2 separate regions of the Homo sapiens genome follow, and region 1 is linked to region 2. A link is an interaction called in ENCODE POLR2A ChIA-PET data of the cell type or tissue named here. Cell type or tissue: MCF 10A. All regions are shown on one strand. Links, peaks and the distances in the headings refer to the core of each region. The heading gives the core; the rest is flanking DNA.

What was found. Peaks named below come from ENCODE experiments on the same cell type or tissue, not always from the same donor. Only the 100,000 strongest peaks of a DNase experiment are listed, where the experiment ranks them.
Region 1: POLR2A ChIA-PET joins it to region 2 with 5 read pairs; 2 of 35 experiments call an interaction of 5 or more read pairs at or near these places.

Annotation. Positions count from the first base shown.
Region 1 is chr3:140,212,719-140,217,114 of GRCh38, reverse strand. All of the region lies in intron 2 of CLSTN2 (calsyntenin 2), which reads right to left. Among named protein-coding and RNA genes, the nearest start is that of CLSTN2, 280 kb to the right of the region's middle. In MCF 10A, for the core only: a CTCF peak has its summit at 681 (motif pointing right); no DNase peak of the experiment used is centred there.
Region 2 is chr3:140,290,539-140,294,934 of GRCh38, reverse strand. All of the region lies in intron 2 of CLSTN2 (calsyntenin 2), which reads right to left. Among named protein-coding and RNA genes, the nearest start is that of CLSTN2-AS1, 220 kb to the left of the region's middle. In MCF 10A, for the core only: no CTCF peak of the experiment used is centred there; a DNase peak (open chromatin) is centred at 2,024.

The sequences.
Region 1 (4,396 bases), core at 132-4,131, 78 kb after region 2:
AGAATGTGGGAGTTAAAAAAACTGCACCCTGGAGTCACATCACTGGGATTCAGATTGTACCCTGATCATTTCAGCAGCGTGATCTTGGTTAAGTTACTTCACTTCTCTGGACCACTGTTCTCTCATCTGTAAAATGGGTATAGTAACCATGTCTACTGCATGGGTTTTTATAAGGACTATGAGTTAGTATATGTAAGGCATTTATGACAGAGCCTGGCATATGGTCAATTAAATATGTCAGATTATCTGTGGGACCTCCTTTCACTGTAGTTTCCCAGGTTTTTCTGCCTGGTCTTGTCTGAGTATATTCTTCCTATTTCACATCCATTACCACCAAAACCTAATATCTGTACAAAACTTGGAAGTTTACAAAATGCTTTTGCACTTTACATCTCATATAATCTTCACATCAGCTCCTAGTATTATTTCCCTTCCGTCTGATTTTGGACAACCAGGCACCATTTTCTCTTCTCTATGCTTTCCCTTAAATCACAGGGTCTCAACACCCAAGAACCAAATTTCCTAGCATTCTAATCAGCAACTGAGAGGTTTGGTTTTTTAATTTTTGTAAGAGTCACAGCAAAGAGGCACACGTGGAAAAGCTTAAAGGGGAGGAGAAGCAGAGCACTCATTGCTCCAGAAGCAGTAGTGGGAAGCAATTCCTCTGCCCTCCAGCAGAGGGTAGACAGTGGAATGAGGCCAGCGACATTTGGGCATCCTCCTGAGAAGCCCCCACGTTAGTGCTGTACTTCCTCACCTCCTGAACTAGTGGTGGCTTTTCCTTTCCTTCATCCCTTCTGCTTCTCTAAAGATCTTGTATCCTCTAATTCGTGGTCGCCAATGTTTTGGGCACTAGGGACCGGTTTCATGGAAGATAATTTTTCCATGGATGGGGGTGGGAGGCGGGTTGTTTCGGGATGAAACAGTTCCACCTCAGATCATCAGGCATTAGATTCTCATAAGGAGCTTACAGCCTAGATCCCTCACATGCACGGTTCACAATAGGGTTCATGCGCCTATGAGAATCTAATGCTGATCTGGCAGGAAGTGGCGCTCAGGCGATAATGCTCACCCACCCCCTGCTCACCTCCTGCTGTCCCGTGCAGTTCCTAACAGGCCATGGACCAGTAATGGCCCGAGGCCCCAGGGGTTGGGGACCCCTGCTCTAATTCCCTCTGTGAGATCCCTTTTTGTTTGAAATACCTAGTGTTTCCACTTTCTTAACAAAACCCAAACTAATACACCTACTTTATATTAGATAATACATATTGAGTACTCACCATATGTCAAGCACTGTTTTAAGCATTTTATATGAATTAACACATTTAATCCTTATAACAATGCGGTTTGAAAGGTGGCACTATTACTGTGATTTTTAAAGATAAGGAAGCTGAAACACAGGGAGGGTAAGTTACTTGTGCATGATTATTGCTATGCTCTACTGACTCTCTCCACTATTGCTATACTCTACTGACTCTCTCCACCTACTGAATGTTTACTGTATGCCTGGCATTGTGCTAAATTCTTAAATAAGCAAGGAGTCTCAGGTTTCTCCAAGATTACATAGCTAGTCAAAAGCCAAGCAGGAATTCTCATTCATTTCCAACCCCCTATCCAATGGTTCTTTCTCCAAAACTTCTGCACAGAAACAACTATCATGGGAAAAAAGGACAGATAAATTGCTACAGTTAAAGTGTGTTTGTGAACGAGTTATCTGCCTTTTGTTCTATGTGCTCTTTATGTTTTACCAAAGAAACTGTTTTATTCCAAAGAATGAGCCTGCCATATCCCATTAGGCCCAGGGATAGGTGGGTATTGCCATATAAAACACAAGTAAGGGGAAATGGGAGGAGAGAAGGATTGAAGAGGAAGAGAGGGAGAAAGTGTATGAGGGAAAAGGGGCCAAGAGAAGAGTAAGAAAAAAAGTCAAGGCAAGAAGATGAAGAGGAGAGAAAGACGGCAAAGCCACAGGCTTTTCCTATTGTAAAACCTACCAGTCATACATCAGAGTAAAGGCAGAAAAGAGAATCTTCCCACCTCCTATTTCTACCAGGGGATCAAGTTCTCTCCTTGCAAGAAGTGCAGTTACTAAAATATTCATCCCCTTGCCCTAGATTTACATTATAATGCAGAATCCATAAGTGTTAGTTATTTTGGTTGCTTGATAAAAATTTGATGCATTATGATTAACGTGCATATAATAGTCTAAATTTATTATGTTGTATAAAGACTTCAAAAATATATGGCACCTACGCTTTTCCAAAGTGTAAGAAAACAGATAAGGTTTCAGACAGTCAAAGAAAGATTGCTTTCATTAAATTATGCCGTTACTGAATTTCTTCCCCTATGCTGTATTTTCCCTGTTCTCAAAGCTGTCTGCCACATGAGCAATGACTTGGTGTGGGAATTTCCCCTAGATCTCTAGAAGCAATCCTTGGAGATGCTATTTAAATAATTAGGGGATTCTTTACTGAAAGTCTGCAAGTAGTGAAGATGTGTTAGAAAGATGTTGGGAAAGGGAGTTAGTGTGACCAGGTTACTTGGAGATGATGCACACTCTGGCTCTAGTCCCTGGGACATTTTGAAGCTGAAGAATACTGATCACCTACTCATGCTAGGTACTTTAAAAACCCCTTCAAAGTGGACCTATTCTTTTTTTTTAAGACAGAGTCTCACTGCAAGGCCCAGGCTGGAGTGCAATGGCATGATTTTGGTTCACTACAACCTCCACTTCTCAGGTTTAAGCGATTTTCCTGCCCCAGCCTCCCGAGTAGCTGGGACTACAGGCACGCAGCACCACACCCAGCACCACACCCAGCTATTTTTTTTGTATTTTCAGTAGAGATGGGGTTTCACCATATTGGCCAAGCTGGTTTTGAACTCTTGACCTCAAGTGATCCGTCTGCCTCAGCCACCCAAAGTGCTGGGATTACAGGCGTGAGCCACCATGCCTAGCCTATTTTTTTTTTATAGATAAGGAAGTTGAGGCTCGGATAACCCTATCTAAGACAAATCTAGTAGAGTTGACTTGGGGATACCTTGTACTCATTGCTGTTTATTTTACTTTAGAACTATAAACTAAGCTGCTGGGCCAATTAAACTTTTCTGATCACTGAATATTGAATGGATTAGCTCAAGGATAGAAATTAAACCTAAGTGTTCAACCTCCTACAAGGCCTGTAAGCTCCCTCTGCTCTCATATCCCTCCAGCAAATCCTCTTCTACTTCAGTCAGCTTGGGTGTTTTTCTGTTGCTTACAACTCTGTATCTCACTGATACAGAGCAGGGCTGGATTCGAGCCCCAATCTTACTGAAGCCAATACACAAGGCCATGTTGACCTTCTGCAAAGAAAAGTGAGACTCCACCATCTTGCTAACCTCCTCGCTAACCAAGGGGCCCTGCATTCTCCCCATCACACGGTCAGACCTAGAATAGATGAATGAGGCTAAAACCAGGCATCCTCCTAAATGTAGCACAGAGGAGGGGACCCTGTCCACCAATTGCTACTCCTCAGCACAGCATTCAGCTCTGCTTCTTGGGCAGCTCTGGGCCTGTATCTCTTCCCAGGCCTGTGGGCCATGTGCTCCTCACTTTACTCTGCTAAGAATCAGCAGAGAAGGCCTGGGTTCTCAGCTTCCTTAGGACTAGCTCCTGCCACAGCTCATGCCAAGCAATAGGCAGGTGGAAGGATTATGCCCTATGCAACCTGTGCTCACTGGTATTGTCCAGGGACTCTCAGGATCTTTTTATTGCTTCCCTACCCCTGCCTAGTCCTGGATATTTCCATATCATATCACATATTTTCTTTGGGTAATATGTGGGTACATGAATACAAACATGCAAACACACCACAAACGACACACACACACAACACACACACATGTTACAAAAAATAATACTAAATCTAGGGAAGGATCCTGGGACTGAAGGTGGTAGTCAGAGAGGAGTTTAACTTCATCTGCTGTTTCTTTTCTTCCTTTTTTGCTTAAACAAGGAGAACATGTTCATATATTACTTCTGGTATTAAAAATGAAAGGAAAAGTGCTAATGGCTATGAAGTTATTTGAAGTTTAATTGCTTGATGATGGGTTCATTTATTTGCCAATATCCATCAGGCTCCTCCTGGGAATCAGACACTCTGTAAAGAGACAGGGTGTGGTGGGAAGACAGACTGCACCTTCCCTCAAGGAGCCTATGCTAGAGAGCCAGCAATCACAACAGGGAATGAAGGGCACTGTGAGGGGGCACACAGCTCAGGCATGGAGCACAGGGATGGGTGTCCAGAGCCTGAGGGCTGAGGCCTGGTGGGTCTTATGGTGGGGGATTAGAATTTCAGGCATAAGCGACAATATGTGGCAAGATCTAGAGTGAACAGAAACATGGCCTATTTGAGAA
Region 2 (4,396 bases), core at 131-4,130:
TGCCCTTTTAGGAGAAACCCAAGTGAGCTCTACCACCCCCTTCTCCCCATGAAAGAATACAAGCAGTCAGCAGTCTGCAACATGGAAGAGTGCCATCATCAGGACCCAACCATGCTGGCACTCTGACCTTGGACTTCCAGCCTCCAGGGCTGTGAGAAATGAATTTCTGTTGTGTATAATTCACCCAGTCTATGGTACTTTGTTATAGCAGCCTCACCTGAATAAGACAGAAAGAGAGAGGGGAAGAGAAAGAAAATGAGTGTTCATTGATGGCAGGGGTTTGATACACTCACACATTGTGGGCAGGGAGGGAAATTGATCTCCTAGGCTCATGGAGTTTCTGTTTCCCAACAGGCAAAAAAAAAAAAAAGACATTGGGGAGGCCATATAACTTGCCTTGTCCAATGAAATGGAAGCAGAGGAAGCAGAAGCCTTTAGGAGCTGGGGAACAATTTGTCACCCTTCATGATGATGGTGATCAGTGATGTTCTTAATGGTGGAGGTGACATCTGCCTGGGGCCTCCAGTAAAAAAGACTTGGAGCAAAAGTCAGTGTAGGCATGTAGCATGAGTAAGAAATAAACCTTTGTTATTTTAATTCATGGATAAATAAACCTTTGTATTTTAATCTACTGAGATTAACAGTTTAGCCCATGACTGTTACAATTTCTAAACTTTGTAATTACCCTGTTAGGTTAGATTATTTCCCCTATTTGCCAGCTTGACAAGCTGAGGCTCGCAGAAGCTAGGTAACTTCATAGTCACATCACATGAATGACCAAATCAAGACTTTTGATTTTATAGAAACCATACTCCATTTGCTATAACATGCTGTAACCCAAGATTCGTATGTTAAAAGGTATCTTAGAGATCCCTCAGTCCAACTGCCCCTTTGGAAGATGAGTAAATGGAGGCCCAGGGTCAGTGCTTTCCATGGGGCACAGAGTAAATCTGGGTTTCCTTTCAGTCTTATATTCTTCCCATGGTTTGCATCTCAGTCTTTGATGCTGAAAACTCTAGAGCCTTCACAAAACTTAGGAAAGGTGGAAGGAGGATGGAATAGAAAGAATATAGTGTAGACAAAGGAAAGGGTGAATTTGGCTCTCAGCCAGAAAACAGCCAGTCAGGGACTGGCTCAAGACATCAGAGGTGCCCATCAATGCTTGGACCCAACAAGCCCAGAATCAAATTGTCAGGGTGCCTCAGCATCACTCCTCCTGAGGTTCCTCTCACGTAGTAAATGGTATCAACGTCTTCTTCATCTCTCAGGATAACATCCCTGGGACTCTCTCAACTCATCCTTTCCCTCATCCACTCCATTATCTAAGTTCTAGGTACCGTCCTGCCTAAATATATCTTAATTTCATCCTTTCCACTGCTCACTTAGGCCATCATGATCATCATGGGACATTCCTCTCAGCTCAGCCCAAGCACCTTTTCTCTGACATATCCAATGTTAAGCTTTGTGATACATGTATGTGGAAGACAGGCCCCTGTCACTGACTGGCTTGTCCATGGCCTACCCATGAGGAAGGGGAGGAGCTCTGTAGCTGTGAAGATAATTCACAGCCTTGCCTGGATAGGAAGTAGGAATGACCAGAGTGTGCTCAAGCTAGGCCTACTAAGGAAAGTGCCAACTGCCCCTCCGTGCTGCCCACTGAGTGCTCTCCTCTCCTCTGTCACTCTACATCCCTCAGTCTACACTAAGAGTTCACCTGCTTATCAACCCAATGAACCACCTTCAATACCTCTTTCAAATCCACTTCTCCCAAGAATCCCTAATTATTTGATCACCCTGAAGATTCAGCTTGCACAACTGGGCTGGGAATGCTGTTGTTAAAGAGGGAAGACAAATCAAGCTTGATTCCAGTCCTCTTTGCTAGGCTTCTCCATCAATGTGCCACTCTGGTTCTGAGGTCTAATAGTGTTTATCTCACGTCTACTCTAAGTCCGCAGGGACAGTTTACTAACTGCCTGGGCAGCAGGCCAGGGTGACTCCAGGCAAACCACCAACCAGAGACTCAGCCTCATTGTCTTCATAAATGGCTAAACTCTCTTACAGTCTTCCAAAGTGGAAAGCTGTGGTTTATTTAGTCATTAACTATTTGGAAAGTTCCTTGTGATTTTTAAAGCACAGACACACACATTATCTTGCGTAGTTCTCCCAGCAGCCCCATGACGGCTATATTGCTATGCTCACCCTCATTTGGCAAATGATAAAATTGAGCCTGAGAGAGGTTAAGTAACTTACTTAATGTCATTTGATTAATAAAGGTTGCAAGGTGAATTTACATCCAAGTTTTCTGACTGTGCAACTTGCATGATTCTCTTCTCTATGCAGTAGTTCTAACAGGCCTGAAGTGCTGGGGTAACTAGAGATTAATGTTGCAGCTTATGGGTAAAGGTATCAATTTGTTAATTCTTGGACAAAGATTTGCTGAGGAATGAGTCCATCACTATGTGAGTCACTCAGGACACAGTAATGCTCAAGGCAGATAATGTTCCTGCACATTGGGGGCTCTATTTTAGTAGGGAAGAAGAAAAAAAACAAATATTGACAACATAGTTAACTGGGTGAATCAGAGAAGACCTAATTGAGGAGGAGATATTTTGGGCAGGATATTCGTAACAGGAAAGAAGCGGCTGACAGCCATGGGAAGAATGAGGCAACAGCTCCCAGGAGGAGGAGCAGCACATGCAAGGATCCAGCCTGTTGGAGGAATGGAGAGAGGTGAGAGGGTTTGGGTGTCCTGAGCAAGGAAAGGGGTGGCAAGAGGAGTGCTTGGGAGGCAAGCCTTAGATAGGTCATGGGGGTTTTATAGGCCATGGACAGAGGCATTGTTTTTACTGTAAAGACATTGAAAGTCTTTGAATTGAATTGAGGAGGGGAGAAAGATGATCTAGATTTTGTTTTAGAAAGATCCTCCAGCTTTGAGTGGAGAATACATTGAGGAAAGGTGAGGTGGAGTAGGGAGACCAGTTAGGAGGCTCATGTGGTCCTCCAGGTGGGATGGAGATGGAGAGGACACACCAGTTTGAGACAAGTTTTCAAGCGGCAGCTGGTGAGACTTGTACTGTGGTGTTAATGGGCAGAGGAATCAAGGCTGATTCTGAGTTGGAGTGGTTGGAAGCTCATCTTTCAGACACGGATGACTGAGGGACAATCATTTGAGGTGTGAGGAGGCGGCAAAGTTCTCCTTTTGGCATTGGATTAAAGTGCTTGAGATGGTAGAGTGGAGATGCCAAGCAGACAGGGGAATACGCAGGACTGGAGTTCATGAGAGATCTCGTCTGGAGATGGGGGAAGTTGCCAGCATATGGATGGCCCAGAGGATAATTTTGGAGGAAGGGGCAGAAACAATGAATAAAAGACTCCATTATTTGGCTGTCTGGTGGAAGAAAAGGAGGCAGCAAAGACAACTGAGAAGGAAGTTCAAGAGACAATGGAATCACAGAATGCAGGAGAGAAAGGTGTTTCAAAGGGGAGGGGCAGTCAGCATTGCTGAGTGATGGGAGAGGTCCAGCAGAAAGTTGGGGGGGGAGGGGAAGCACTTATCTGATTTAGCATCAGGTCATTTACTGGTGACCTTGACAAAGGCAGTTTCAGATACATATTAGGAAGGGAGGACAGCCTGGAGGGGAGAGAGAGTAATAAAGTGAGGAGGCGGGGCCATGAGTACGCAAGGCATTGGAGAGTAATAAGCACTAACATATAGTGAAAGCTCATCTCGGGCCAGGCTCTTTCTATATGTTTTACATGAATTCATGGATCCATGTCTACTTTTTAATAACCACATGGGACAACTATTAATATTAGCCCCCTTTTAAAGAAAAAAATACTCTGGTGTTCAGAGAGATGAGTAATGTTTTGCTGAGAAGGATGGTAGGGATTTTTGGATGTAATTGAAGGTGATGTGAAGAAAAGACAGGGATTTAAATTTTATGTTGTTTTTAATATCAGGTAGTTGGCCCTGTTTGTATGCTGATGAAAATGATCTGGGAGAGAGGGGTGTTAAAGGAGGGCATCATTGCAGATCAGGTGAAAAATTAGCCCTGAAAGGCATGAGGACATTGCTTCCACTAAAGGAAGGATGGTAAAGGAGCTGTTGTCTGGTAGCTTCTATTTTCACAAAGCATGGCGTTGGGTCATCAGATAGAGGAGTAGCAGCTAAAGGTGGCTTGAAGACCAAGGAGGAAGTGTGAATCAGGATACTTAGGCTTAGACATTGAATTATCCATTCTATGCTCCAAAGCTAGCGGTCAACCAGGACTCTGGAGGATCGCAACCAGGGAAAGCCTTTCCTTGTCAGTCGCTTGTAGGTTGTATTGTAATTGGTGTATTTGTGTGTGATTTGCCCCATAGACTGAACTTCTCAGAAGACAAGAGAGTGTTCCCT